Regions from separate parts of the Homo sapiens genome. Here region 1 is linked to region 2. The links are chromatin contacts, found by Hi-C or POLR2A ChIA-PET in ENCODE. All regions are on one chromosome and are shown on one strand. Each heading gives the region's core, a stretch centred on a gene start or an enhancer-like site at or near the end of the contact. The rest is flanking DNA. Distances are from core to core; before and after follow the strand shown.

Region 1 (7,091 bases), core at 2,288-4,787, 200 kb before region 2:
TTTTGACAATTATATCCTCTCTACCTTGCAGCCAGGTGAACACCCACCTGGTAGAAGACTAGAAATGTGGTCTCTGAACAGGGTAAATGGATGTTCCCTAAACTAGAGGGCACCAGGCACAATTGAGAGTGGGCTACCATCCTGAAGGACAATAAGAAAATATAAGTGCTCCAAACATTGAGGTCTCAGCTGACACTGCCAACACAGTTACAAAAATGCCAACGCAAGACCAGAGGATCCTTCCCCAGAAATAAAATCAGCCTAAGGGGAAAGATTTACAGATATTGATAAAAATTGGCCCAAACTCACCATTAGAGCCCACAGTCAACCTGTCCCACCCCATGAATCCAGAGCTTCCAATAAACTTTTCTTGTGACCTAGTCTAGTTAGTTTTTGTGGTTCCCCAAGGATCACTATTTGTAACTTGAAATACAGAGACCAAAACAAACACAAGGCACATTAGAGAAAAAAGAAAACATACAGGGAGAAGACAACTGAAAAATAATATATCTTTGGAGAGTTAAGAGATGATATTGCATCCATGCAAAAAGAAGAAGATGCAATTAAAAAGCATACTCAGAGACAAATAAAAGAACACCTAGAAATTGAAAATATAACAGCAGATAAATGAAAATTTAATAGAAGAAACAGAAGTTAAGGTTGAAGACATATATGATAAAATAGAAAAAAATGGCAAACAGAGAGATAGAAGAAACAACAGCCCTCAAAGTCTAAGGTCTAAATAACAGGGCTTCCAAAAGAAGGGAAGAGAAGAAATGGAAGGGAGAAAATCACCAACCAAATAAGTCAGGAAAAGGTCCTCTAACTAAATGACACTAGTTTCCAGATTGAGAGGGCCTGGCACCATGGATAAAATCGCCATAATGGGGGAAAGAGAGGGGAAGAGGGAGAGGGTGAGGCAAGGCCCTGATAGAGACAGAGAGAGAGAGAGAAAGAGAAAGAGGAAAAAGATGGAGAAGTGGGGAGAGAGGAGAGGAAAGAAGGGGAGGAAAGAGAGGGAAAAAACCCAATAACATACAAAGACTCATGAATTTGAATAATTTCAGACTTCTCTCAACAGACATGTTAGAAGCTAGAAGATTATGGAAGGGAGACTTCAACATTCTGAATGAAATGATTCCTGATGTGGAATGTCATAACCAATGAAATCATCAGTCAGGTGTGAGAATTAAATAAAGACAACTTCAGAGATGAATGTTCTCAAAATTTTACCTGCCCTATATTCTTTTTCAGAGAGGTTTGCTCTGCCAAGGGATGTAGTTCCTTTAAAGAAGGGAGAAAACCAATAAAGAGGAAAATATGGATACAGAAAACTGGGAATCAAAGAGAGGTGAAGGGGATCCTAATGATGACTTGAAACAGGAATTAAAAGAAAATAAAGAACATGTAAGCAAAAACTCAGTTGTATGTAAGAAAACCCAATTCCCCCTTAAGAAGAGAAAGAGCTGGCGTCCTTTAAAATTAACTGCCTGTTTTTCTGTGGCTAGTGACCCTTATCTCTCCCTTTCCCAGGCATTATGAAGACTGTTTCTCTAGCTGTGCAGCTGCAAGGTCACCAGACAGATAATCTCAAGTCATAAACCATGTTGTTCCTTAAAAAGTAAGAAATGATGTAATGCACGTCTCAATTAAATAAGTGTCTTTGTTTCTCCCTTCTGTAATATGCTTCCCCCTGCACAGATCTCCCCCCACCCCACAAAATGTTTAAAAGGTAGCTTGACTCTTGGTTTGGGGCTCAGTCGTTTGGATGTTAATCCGAGTGGGTCAGTGCACCTAAATAATTAAATAATTCCTCCTCAGCCCCTCGGTCTCTCTGATTCCTTAATTATCCCCCACCACAGACTGACCAGGCAGATCCAATGATGCAGCTATGCACCCAGCAAAAAGGTTAAAATCAGCACTCTGGAATCCAACAGAAGGCCCCCAAAAAATTCTTCAGAAAGTTATCATTGATAGAATAACTGATACTTTTGAACATTTTGAGAGAAAACCTGAATAGGTGGCAGAACTTTGGATGAATTAGGTTACCTACATTGAAAAAAATAAGCAAATTAAAAACTATAAGACCATCATTGGCTCTAAAAAATAATAAAAAGTTATTCAGAAAAAAGAATCAGTTGAAAGTACATGTTTCACTGTTTAAACAGTGTTTGCGCAGTCAAAATCATAAAGAGGATTTAAACCCCTGGCTAACCCTAACCCAATTTTTTACAAAAGAGGAAGTATAATATATAAACTTAGAAATGACAAGATAATCAGCGAACCAGAAAAAAATGAAACCTTATGAAACTAACTTATGAACTCTGTGCAGACACATTTAAATCTAGCCCAGGTTAGGACATAATTGTCATGAGAAGATTTGGATAGTATGAAAGGATGTGCATATGTGATAATGGAAGAGGGAGAAAACTGAAAAAAACATAAGTATCTCTATCCTGAATCAAATACCAAAAAGTAGTGGCTAAAATAGGTGAAAGTGGTGTGTTGGAGAGGTGGACATGAAAGAAAGGGGGAGAAGGGCGCTACTGCTTTCTGAAACGAATCTTGTGGACTTGTCAACCATCAGCGTATGTATAATCCTTATTAAAACAAGTACACAAACAAAAACTGAAAAACTGAAGTAAATCTCAATTGGGGCATAAGCTCTCTGCTTGTGAACTTCACTTCTGATTCTGAAGGGTTTCTAAGCAAGCCTAACACACGGTATATTTTCCCCACCAATCTTTTTTTTTTTTTTTTTTTTGATGGAGTCTCACTCTGTCACCCAGGCTGGAGTGCAGTGGCGTGATCTCGGCTCACTGCAATCTTCACCTCCCGGGTTCACGCCATTCTCCTGCATCAGCCTCCCGAGTAGCTGGGATTACAGGCGCCCACCACCACGCCCAGCTATTTTTTTTTATTTTTAGTAGAGACGGGGTTTCACCGTGTTAGCCAGGATGGTCTCAATCTCCTGACCTCATGATCTGCCCGCCTCAGCCTCCCAACGTGCTGGGATTACAGGCATGAGCCACCGCGCCCGGCCCCCACCAATCATCTTTTAAGCAAAAGAACGTGAGGGAGGATGTGTTTGTGAATGTGGTACACCTACGTAGCCGTATGACAGTGACTGGTGTTTGAAAACAACCAGTTTTTATATGTGCAAACGCCACATAATGTTTTCTAAGCAGTTATCCCTTATTGCCTACACTCAGATTTCTAGGCAGCTGCCCTGCGGGTGGAGGGCGGAAAGGAAAAGACTCTAACAGAGGGGAGTGGCCACGAGAAGCATCTAGACAACCCACCAGATAGCAGTTAACAAGGTGGTAACTGCCAGTGGTCAGAATAATATAAACAACAGCAATGACAACATTCATGGGAGTGTAGACATCTAGTTTACAAAAGACTCATATCCTTAAAAAAAAAAGTCCTAATTGAGGCAAGCATCGTTGTGTCTGTAAGACAGCTAAAGCATGGGTAATCTGGGTCAGCAATTCCATGTGGGCTCCCAGCCAATGGCCAGGATCATCTGCCAGCTGTGTGAGTGAACTGTCTTGGATGTCCACCCCATTTGGCTAGGTGATACCAAACCCAGCTTCTCTCTGACTATAACTCCAGAGAACTTCATGTGAGACTCTCCAGGCTGAGCCTATCAGTGCAGAGAACCATGAGAAGTAATAAGAAATTTCTGTTTTAAGCAACTAAATTTTGGAATGGTTTCATGCAGCAAAAAATACACAGAACAAGGATGATCTACACTAGTCCCCTCATTTTACCACCAGGACAATCAAATCCAGAATAGAGGGCGGCCTTCCCAGGGTCTCAGAATAGCAGGGTGGAGGTTGAGTCTGGAACAGATTCAGGCCTCCATGGCTTTAGGCCATGCGTTCATTGTCCAAGGCTATTTAATCTACACTAAATACTGCCAGTATTTTTTCCCCTTTCCCTTCCTTCTCCTTCTCCTCCTCCTCTCTCTCCTCTTCCTCCTTCTTCCTCTTATAACTCTTTATTTTGATACGTCAAAATTAAGAAAAGTTTCAGCAATAATGCAAGAAACTCCCATACACTCTTTACCCAAATTCACCAATTGTTGGCATTTAGTCTCCTTTGCCAATGTTCTTTTAAAGAGAACATTTTTCCATAGGAAGGCTGCCCACAAAATGAATTCCCACTGAGTGGTTAGTCACCAATCAGATAGATCATCCCAGCAGGAATGGGAGCAAGAATAGGCACCCAGGAATGCAAGGCACGTAGGAGGGAAAGCTATGGAGAAAAGAGGAATGTTAATCAGGAAGAAAGAGCATAAAAGGGAGACCAGAATCACCATAGACAAATTTGTCTGCAAGACATAGTCCCCAGGAGTTTCCTGAACTAGCCTGCCTTCCTGAATACACCACGAACCTGAAGTCTGCAGGCACACTCTTGAATCTTACCACTAGCTGCATGGCCTCGGGCGAGTTTCCTTCCTATCCGGGAGCCTCGGTTTTACCTCTCTTTATAGGCCATATTAAATAAGTCGACGTTACGTGGAAAGGCTTTATGAATAGTGCTGAGTAAAGGAATTTTAATCATTTGCATCTGATAGAATCACTTCACTTGGGGAGGCATTTGTTTGGTTGGTTGTTTGGTTGGTTTTTTGAGACAAGGCCATACTCTGTCACCCAGGCTGGAGTGCAGTGGCATGATCTCAGCTCACTACAGACTCAACTTCCTAGGCTCAAGCAATCTTCCCACCTCAGCCTCCCAAGTAGCTAGGACTACAGGCGCACCAACACACCCGGCTAATTTTTGTACCTTTTGGAGAGATAGAGTTTTGCCGTGTTGCCCGGGTTCACCTGGGGAGCTTGTGAAAACTTTTGGTTCTATATCCCCATCTTTGGAAATTCTTATTTAAGTGGCATGGGGTGGAGTCCAGGCACTACTGTTTGTTTGTTTTTTTAAGCTCCTGAATAGTTTTAAATTTTCTGCCAAATTTGAGAGATGGCTGAGATAGTCAATATGACTATCATCCAGTATCTGCCTAGACTCCCAGAACTCTTGCAGACTGGGCTAGATGTCCTCTGCCCTTTGCCCACTTCTGTTGCCACCCTCATCACAAAAGTGAAACATGATAGTTAGATGGGCTTCCTATTTCATTTCTGCATCCTCTGATAATTTGCATCAGAAAGATTGCTTCCTGGAAGTGCCTTGCAGATTGTCAGTCTCTCTGTAACTAGTCAGTTTAATCCTTGCGCAGAGGTTTTTTGTTTCCGCCACAGTTTAACAGCTGTCACTCTTCCCCTCCAGCAGTTTATAAACCTAATTGCTACTGTACAGATCTATGTAATTTGGGATTGACGGGAACTGACTCACATGCAAATACCTCTGTAAAGAAGTGTGGGAGGGATTTTATATTCCTTGGTGGTCTTAGGAAGGCAGAATAATAATTTCTCAGATGAATATCACTTTTTTTAGTTACAAAAATATCCTTTCTGATGCATTTATTTCCCTCTTTTTTTTTAACTACAAATATCTTTGAGATGAACTACTCATACATTTTGAAGTTGAATCCTTCCCTTTCTCCCTCCCTCTCTCCCTCCGTCCCTCCCTCCCTTCCTTCCTTCCTTCCTAGCATTTCTTGAGCTCCTGCTTTGTTAGGCATAGAGGATGCAAAGATGAATAAGAATGTATTCTACCTTCCGTGAGACTCATAGTCTAAGGATAGAGAGAGACAAACACAACACAATTTGAAAGATGTTATAATAGAGGTACACAGACTTCTGTAGGACCATCCTTTGATTAGGATATTTACAGGAGAGAGGAGATATTTTATTTGAATTTGGAAGGGTGAACTTAAGACTTCTTCAGGCAGACATCTGAGGAACGATATTCTGAGCAAAAGAACAGTATGTGCAAAACTCCTGGGCATTAACTAACAGAGTGTGTTAGGACAATTGTCATGGCAGTCCAGAGAACAGAAGGGTTTTCTTGGGAGAAGAGATATGATGAATGAGGATTATTGCCTAGCACTTGCTACTGAAGGAAATTCTTAAGGGAAACATCCATCTTAATCCAATTTATCTCGAGGTCTGGTTGGTCCCCCATTTCTCAGGTCCCCAAACTATTTTCTTGGCATCCATAGAGGCTCTCTGATTTGGATTTCTCCAACCTCACCTCATACTGCTCACCCGTATACTCACTGTGGTCCAAGCACACAGGCCTTCTTTTTCTTCCTGACTGTCCACTCATTCCTGCCTCTAGGCCTTGGCTCTTGATAATCCTTTTGTCTAGAATTTGGTTCTTCACATGGTTGCCTCCTTCTTGTCATTCAGGTCTCAACTCAAATATCACCATCTCCAGGAAGCCTTTCCAGAAGACTCCATCTACAGTTACCCTTCCCCATCCACTCACTTTCTGTGAACCTGCCCATAAAACTTTTTCTAAAGAGGTCATCATTATTTAAACTAATTTTGTTTACTTGTTCATATGTTACTGTCCATCTCCTTCTTAGAGAATATACACTCCATGAAAGGATGCTCTTTGTCTTATTTTCCTGCTGAATCCCCAGCCCTTAGCGAGTCCATGACACTTGGTAAGTGTTCAACAAATTTGCTGAATAAAACAGCTGACCCATATTTTTTATTGAAGCTATCTCTTCCCAGGGGCCAGAATACCCATTCTTCTACCCTCATTTTCTAGTATCAAGGTATCTCAGAAGTAAGATCAGAATTGTTATTGATGAGCATGGAAAGAAAACAAAGAAATTGAGAGCCCTAAGAATTATGCTCTGGCTAAATGAGGCCTGAGGAAATGTCCCTACCTTACCACAGGAACAACCCAGAGTACTGGTATCTCCCATCCTCTGCCTCTCTTCCTCCAGGCAGTGCTGGGGGCTCATCTGCCTCTGTGTCCTCATTTTCTAGTTTACTGCATCACTTCTGGTAGATTGGCTCCTTCACTCTGTCAGTTCTACAGTTGCATTGCTATGATTGTGACTCTGAAAGGCGCCACCTCTTCATACTCTCAGGATTCATGCCATGTGCACAACGTGACCCACGTGAAGGGAGAGGGAGCACGTTCCATGCCATATGGGGATGCGGGTGACACAGAGTCAC
Region 2 (6,535 bases), core at 2,862-5,361:
ACCTGAGACAAATGCATATCCAATTGCTTCCTCTGTCGTATTGCTTATGCAAAAATGCAGATTCACTGAGCCAGACTAAGGCATAAAAGACCATTTCTCCTCTACCCCTTCTTATATGTAGCGTGTGTCTTCAGTGAAATATTGATCAAAGACCCAAAAGAATGCAAGCTTTTGTCTCTTATCTACCTATGACCTAGAAACCCCCATTTTGAGTAGTCCCGCCTTTCTGGACAGAACCAATGTATATCTTACATGTCTCATGTCTCCCTAAAATGCATAAAACCAAGCTGTGCCCCAGCCACCACTGGGCACATGTCATTAGGACCTCCTGAGGCTGTGTCACAGATGTATCCTGAACCTTGGCAAAATAAACTTTCTACATTGATAGAGACCCATCTCAGATACTTTTGTATTCACATACTCAAAACAGATTTGTTGGATGAGTGAATAAATGAATGGATATAAAATTTTTAGAATAGTGCCTGGCACCAAAAGGGTGCTTAATAATTATTTGCTATCATCAATATTACTGCCCATTGTTCAGATCACATTTGCATTATAAAGATCTAGGAACTTGGTTGGCAAAGAACCCCTTGAAGGAAAAGACCATGGGCGAGGAGGAAAACGCAGGGAATGTTTGCGGATTAATGAAGCTCATCCAAGACTCATTTATTTCCGGTAGACTTTGCATGGGCTCTTTGATTTTTCCCCAATCGATATGTTATGCCAGCCTTGAATGGATCCCTTGGACCTAACCCTGGCAGAGCTCTGCTAAAATCACCGCTCTGGGTTTCTCAGGAGAACCACAGGCCCAATTTAGCTAGCAGGAAGTAAAAATTAACAACTTCGAAGAAACCTCAACCTATTTCTGCTGTTATCTCATTTCCAGAAATTTTCTGTCTTTAAGAATAAATAAAAGAAGTAAACTCTAGCCAAAGAGCTGGTAATGGTTAATGCTACTAAACAAAGAATAAGCAGGCTCTGCACAGTCTGTCAGGATATTCCAGTGATCAGTAGAAAATACAAATCATTTAAAAATTGTTTTTAATAGAAGGGCTTACAAGGGGACTGACTTAATAAACCCATGTGACTTCTGCTTTACAGGATGACTCTGGCTGTGGCTTTTAAAACAGAGTGTAGGGTAGAAGTAGGGAAACCAGCTAGGAGGCTACTGCAATCATCCTGGAGAGAAGTGATCACAGCTCAGATCACAGCAGTGACAGTAGAAGATGTGACAGGTGGGTGGGTACTAGATATGTCTTGAAAAAGGGAGTCAGTAGGACTTCCTGGCTGGCCGGATGTGTGATGTGTGGCATGAGAGAAAAAGAGAGGTCAGAAACACCAGCACAGCTTTGGAGCTGAGCATCTGGAAGGGCAGAGTTGCTCTCAGCTGGGTTAGAGGGAGCCCTCAGAGCACCTCACCCCACCCCTAGGACACTGCTGATGTTCAGAGAATGTGTGCGTGCGGTTGCCTTACATTTTTTTTGTACATGAATATTTCACGTCTTTTTTATTTTAGTTTATTTTATTTTATTTTTTTGACAGAATCTTGCTCTGTTGCCCAGGCTGGAGTGCAGTGGCACGATCTCAGCTAACCGCAACCTCCGCCTCCTGGGTTCAAGCGATTCTCCTGCCTCAGCCTCCTGAGTAGCTGGGATCACAGGTGTGCACCACCACACCCAGCTAATTTTTTTTTTTTTAATAGAGACAGGGTTTCACCATGTTGCCCAGGCTGGTCTCGAACTCCTGACCTCAGGTGATCCACCGCCTCAGCCTCCCAGAGTGCTAGGATTACAGGCGTGAGCCGCATGTCTTCTTTAATGCAGAACTGACATGTATTTTTCAATTTTCTCAGAAGCAAGAGAGAGGAATTCAAAATCCCTAATCATTAATTCCTCCCGTCCCTGCCTTTTTCACTCTGTCCAGAAAAATTAGTTTTCTGAATAATTTTCATGGAACAGAAATAGCTCAAGTCTGACATGTTCTTCAATAAAAATGCAGATATTAGTGACCTTCACACACACAGAGCCTCTCCCGAGTGAACATAGCCCCTCAACGTGCAAGTCTTGCCTGAATGCCTCGATGTCCATTTAAAGCCACCTGGTAAGAGGAGCAGGTATTTCTGTAACTGAGAGGAGTATTGGGAAGAGGCTAGAGACAACATTTTATATTTCTGAGCCCTTGGGATAAGAAAGAGCCCCATTTTCTTGCCTGAAGTCCTCTGAGCAGTTAGAACCACTGGGCCACTGCTGCTCATCTGTAGCCCATCCACTGATGGCTCCTTGCCCAGACACAGAGCCTGACCCAGCCAGTGGACCTGGAGAGGAAAAGGGGATAAGATGAGAAATGGGAGTTGAGGGCCTCCCAGCTCCCCATTACTAATATTAATTTACTTTCTATATGCAACTATGGCTATGGGAATTTAGGACCACATGAAGCAATAAGATCAAATGGAAATCTTGACCTGCTTGTTTGGGTGAATCAATTTTCCTGGAAGGCTCAGGGCACTGTGGGGAAAAAACGCATACGAGGTGAAAACATGGCTGTTGCTAGAGCCCAGGAGACCCTATGAGTTCAGTCAAGGCTGGGAGAGAGTCAGGGGCTCTACCCTGTGACCCCCAGGAGAGTTTGCACCCACCATGTCACAAGGGCACTGCTATATGCTCAGAAGGGAGCTGTGTTACGAATTTTCAAATGATTCACTGCTCTCTAGATCAAGGTTGTTGTTATCAAGCAAAAGCAGTAGGAAGAGTGTGTGAGTAGAGCACTCCGTAGTTAACAGAAGGTGTTCAGATACTTGCTGATTTGATTCTCAAACTACCCTGGACTGTCGGCTTCATCAAGACAGAGAATCATGTCTGTCCCATTCATTGCTATCAACTGTGCTAAGGACGGGGAGTGGCACGTAACAGGCGCTCCGTGCATATTTGTTAAATAAAAATAAAAGAACCCAATAAGATAAGAAATAGGAGTTATTATTCCTATTTTATAATTGAGGCCGAGAGTCCCACAGTTAATAAACGGCAGAGTCAAGACAAGACTGAGCATCTTAATCCCAAGGTCATTGCTAGCTATTTTGTCTTATGAAGCTTCTAGGTCACAAGCTTCAGGATGCAAAGAACTCCAAAGGTAGGAGCATATGGAGGAGCTGTACAGCGCAGAGAAAAGCAGGCAGAGTCCCTGGAGCTTCCCAGAACACAGAAAGATTTACAAAGAAAGCTCAGGACTGAGATGTGGACACCGACATGGCAAGAAGCTTCACTTCCTCCCTGCGTGGCCAGGACACATCCCCAGCGAGCAGGGACTCATTGGGGATATGTGTGGCTCTTTAGCCTCCCCTGCAGGAGAGTTTCAGAATGCACCCTCTCTAAGGGGCTGAAGTGCTCATAGGAAAGCCCAGATCTGATGGATGATCCACTATTGAGGTATTCCTAAACAGTGGGATGCATCACCCCCACTTCTCCAGAGGAAATAACCAAGAGTTTAGTCTTACTACAAATTAGAAAGCTGCTAATGTGCATAGCTCGTTATGAAGTACAACTATAAGACATTGGGTTCTTAAAGCTGAGAGGAACCCTAAATAGTCCATAGCCTGGGTTCCTAGATAAAAGGTCTGCGAAGCTGCTGAAATAATCTGCATATTATGAGTATTCTGGAGGGGATTGTCCATGACTTTCATCAGATCCTCAGAGGCGTCTCAGATTCAAACCCAGCCACAGGAGGGTCTAGAATTACCTCCTCAGCCCCTCAACTAAGCAGATTTGCTCAAAGCCGCAGGGATGGGAAGTCCGTCTTTCCCAAGGCAGCTGAGGTCATTTCCTGTGATCAATTCCTGCTCCCCACAGAGAGTGAGGAATGTACAGATGGTTCCACTAGAACCCGAACAAAACAACTCCCTCCATGTGTCCGGCATATGAGGTCCAAAAATGAGCTGTAGGGTGGGAGTACTGGGACAGCCTTCAAAATGCACCAGCCAGCACGGAAAGGGCTGCTTTTGAAATTTGTGCATTTAAAGACAACTAACGACTAGTTTCATTGCCTCCCCCAAAGTGAAGTTTTTAAGTGACAGATTCTGCTCCTCTGTCTCATAATATTCTTACATAAAGGTTAGGCATGGAGCTGATGGCACCCATCAGCCCCAAATTCGAGTAGACCACCCCCAGAATGAAGTCTAAGTCATGGAGACAAAGCCCCGCGCTTGTGCTGAATGAGATCCTCTAGTGCTCTCTGGTGGCTACGACTTGTTACTGCACCTTTCACAACACATTTGTACGAAGTTTGTATTTCTGATTTTTTTTAAGTATTCCAAAACTGAAATCAGTTTAAAGTCCTCTCTTTGCTTACATATGAGTTGGGGCTCAAGGATTGTATAATCAATATGTCATGTGACTTATCAATGGCAGAGCCAACACTGGGGCTTAGGCCTTTCCTCTTGTTCGGGAGCTGTTTCCCACTCTGAGATTTGAAGGTGGGTGCAAGTGAAACATGGTGGAGAGCAGGAACTGCCAGGCTCAGGGTGGGAGCAAGCAGGTGTGTTAAGGATATCTCCGGGGCACAGAGCAGATTTGAGAGTTGGGGGCGACCCAAGAGCTGCACAGGGGCCAAATCACCAAAGGTCCTTTATGCCAGGATATGGAGCTTAGCGTCTGTTTGTAAGGAGGAGAGCCCCATGAAGGATTTTAAGGAGGAGAGCAATGGGATGGGGTCAAGGCAGCAGTGGGGAGGATGAACTGGGAAGCATTAAAAAGTAGGCCCACAGGCCGGACACTGTGGCTCGTGCCTGTAATCCCAACACTTTGGGAAGCCAAGGACGGTGGATCACTTGAGGCCATGAGTTTGAGACCAGCCTCGGCAACATTATGAAACCCTGTCTCTACTAAAAATACAAAAATGGTGCATGTCTGTAATCCCACCTACCCAGCAGGCTGAGATACGAGAATCTTTTGAACCCGGGAGGCAGAAGTTGCAGTGAGCTGAGATCCCGGCACTGCACTCCAACCTGAACAACAGAGTGAGATCCTGTCCCACACACACACACACACACACACACACACACACACACAGAAAAAGTATGACCCACAGCCTGGGCTAAATAGCAAAGCCTCATCTCTACAAAATATTTAGAAATTAGCCAAGTGTGGTGGTGCACACCTGTAGTCTCAGGTACTTGGGAGGCTGAGTTGGGAGGATCTCTTGAGCTCAGAACATGAAAGCTGCACTGAATCGTGATCATACCACTGCACTCTTGCCTGGGTGACAGAGCAAGACCCTGTCAGGGTGGGTGTGGAGTGGGGGCGGGGAAGTGTGGTCCAGGGAAAGTGTCAGAATCTCCAGGAGAGACAGCTTATAATGCCTGTTCCTACCCACCTCCAGAGACTCCATACAGTCGGTCTGGACTAGAACTCCAGTCACACCTTTAGTAAGCAGAAAGCTCCTTGGGTGTTTCTGACACAAATGATTCCAGAGCCACACTTGAAGAGTCACTGGAGGAGAATGAGAGGAGGAGGCAGTCAAAGACAGAGGCAATTTGCAAGGGATGAAAGGGAAAGAGTGCCTTGAGATTTCAGCTGAAGGGGGGCAGTCCGGGGTGTAGGAAGGAGAAAGGAGAACAGACAATGTGTGAAAAACTAAAGGAAGATTGTCTTAAGAGGGAGACAATCCTTCACAAAAACATACTCAGCAGGAAAGTTAAAGTAGGTGTGAACAAAAAACGGGTTCATACCTACTCTGTGGATTGGATGTGGCCACTCGGAGGGTCCCTAATGGCTCCACCTGGCAGCAGTTTTATTGGAAAAACGAGGGCAGAATCAGACAATAGAGAAGAGGAGCTAATTGGAGAAGAGAAATAAAGAGAACTCAGGAAATATTCCTCTCTCCAGAAGCTTGACTGGGAAAGAAAACGAGAAAGAGGATGAAGGCTGAATGGGAAGGGAAATTTTGTGCCACAGAAAGATTTTGTTTTACAGATGGGAAAGATTTGAATATCAGTCTAAGCTGTGGAAGACGAGCAGGCTGAGAGTCACAAGCAGTGGATACAAGACAGAGCAGGCATCGCTGGAGAGGGGAGGTTCCTGAGGACCAAGGAGGAAGGCCCCTTCCCTCTTGAGGCAGGTGGCTAGAAGCAAGGGGAGAGTGTGAGGGAAAATAGATTTGCAGGTTGATTAAAGGCAAAGGCAATGAAAATAAATGTCCTGAATACAAAAGCTCATTTGGTAAAATTTGAGATACTATTAATCTGGGAGAATTGATGAGTTCATTAAACAACTGAAGATTCAAAAAGATATTTACAATCTAGAGTGAAGAGCTACAAACTGGCTTCTGTAGTGTAAGTGGAAATTCTGCAGTTGATTTTTAAATTAGCTTGTGCAAATACAGGAGGGTGACTTGATGTAATGGCAAATGATAACATAAAAAATTAATTGATGGTATCTCCATTTGACTAAAAAGGCTTAGGAGGCTTTGAAAAGCCAAGAATTTGAGGTTATCAATGTGGGTTCTCAGGGGTTTGCAGAATTCTAGCCTAACAACTATTATA

The links. A loop is a pair of places that touch in the nucleus more often than their neighbours do. ChIA-PET counts read pairs that join two places held with the same protein, here RNA polymerase II (POLR2A). Pooled maps may share reads with other maps.
Region 1: a loop to region 2 is called in a map with no recorded cell type, with 2.7 times the contacts of the local background. The contact joins two enhancer-like sites. A Hi-C loop is called at or near these places in 2 of 37 single-sample maps with no recorded cell type and 3 of 50 pooled maps. POLR2A ChIA-PET finds 5 or more read pairs at or near these places in 4 of 52 experiments (AG04449, BJ, activated CD4-positive, alpha-beta T cell and 1 more).

Annotation. Positions count from the first base shown.
Region 1 is chr3:187,516,942-187,524,032 of GRCh38, reverse strand. LOC105374262 (a long non-coding RNA gene) reads left to right here. Exons shown (of 6, transcript XR_007096211.1): 6 at 1,082-1,253. Among named protein-coding and RNA genes, the nearest start is that of LINC02041, 73 kb to the right of the region's middle. RefSeq lists an enhancer at 4,074-4,818. Within about 2 kb of position 3,537, at least 5 of the 41 ENCODE cell types and tissues checked have a DNase peak (open chromatin) inside an H3K27ac peak, as active enhancers do.
Region 2 is chr3:187,316,692-187,323,226 of GRCh38, reverse strand. No RefSeq gene overlaps it. Among named protein-coding and RNA genes, the nearest start is that of MASP1, 28 kb to the right of the region's middle. Within about 2 kb of position 4,111, at least 5 of the 41 ENCODE cell types and tissues checked have a DNase peak (open chromatin) inside an H3K27ac peak, as active enhancers do.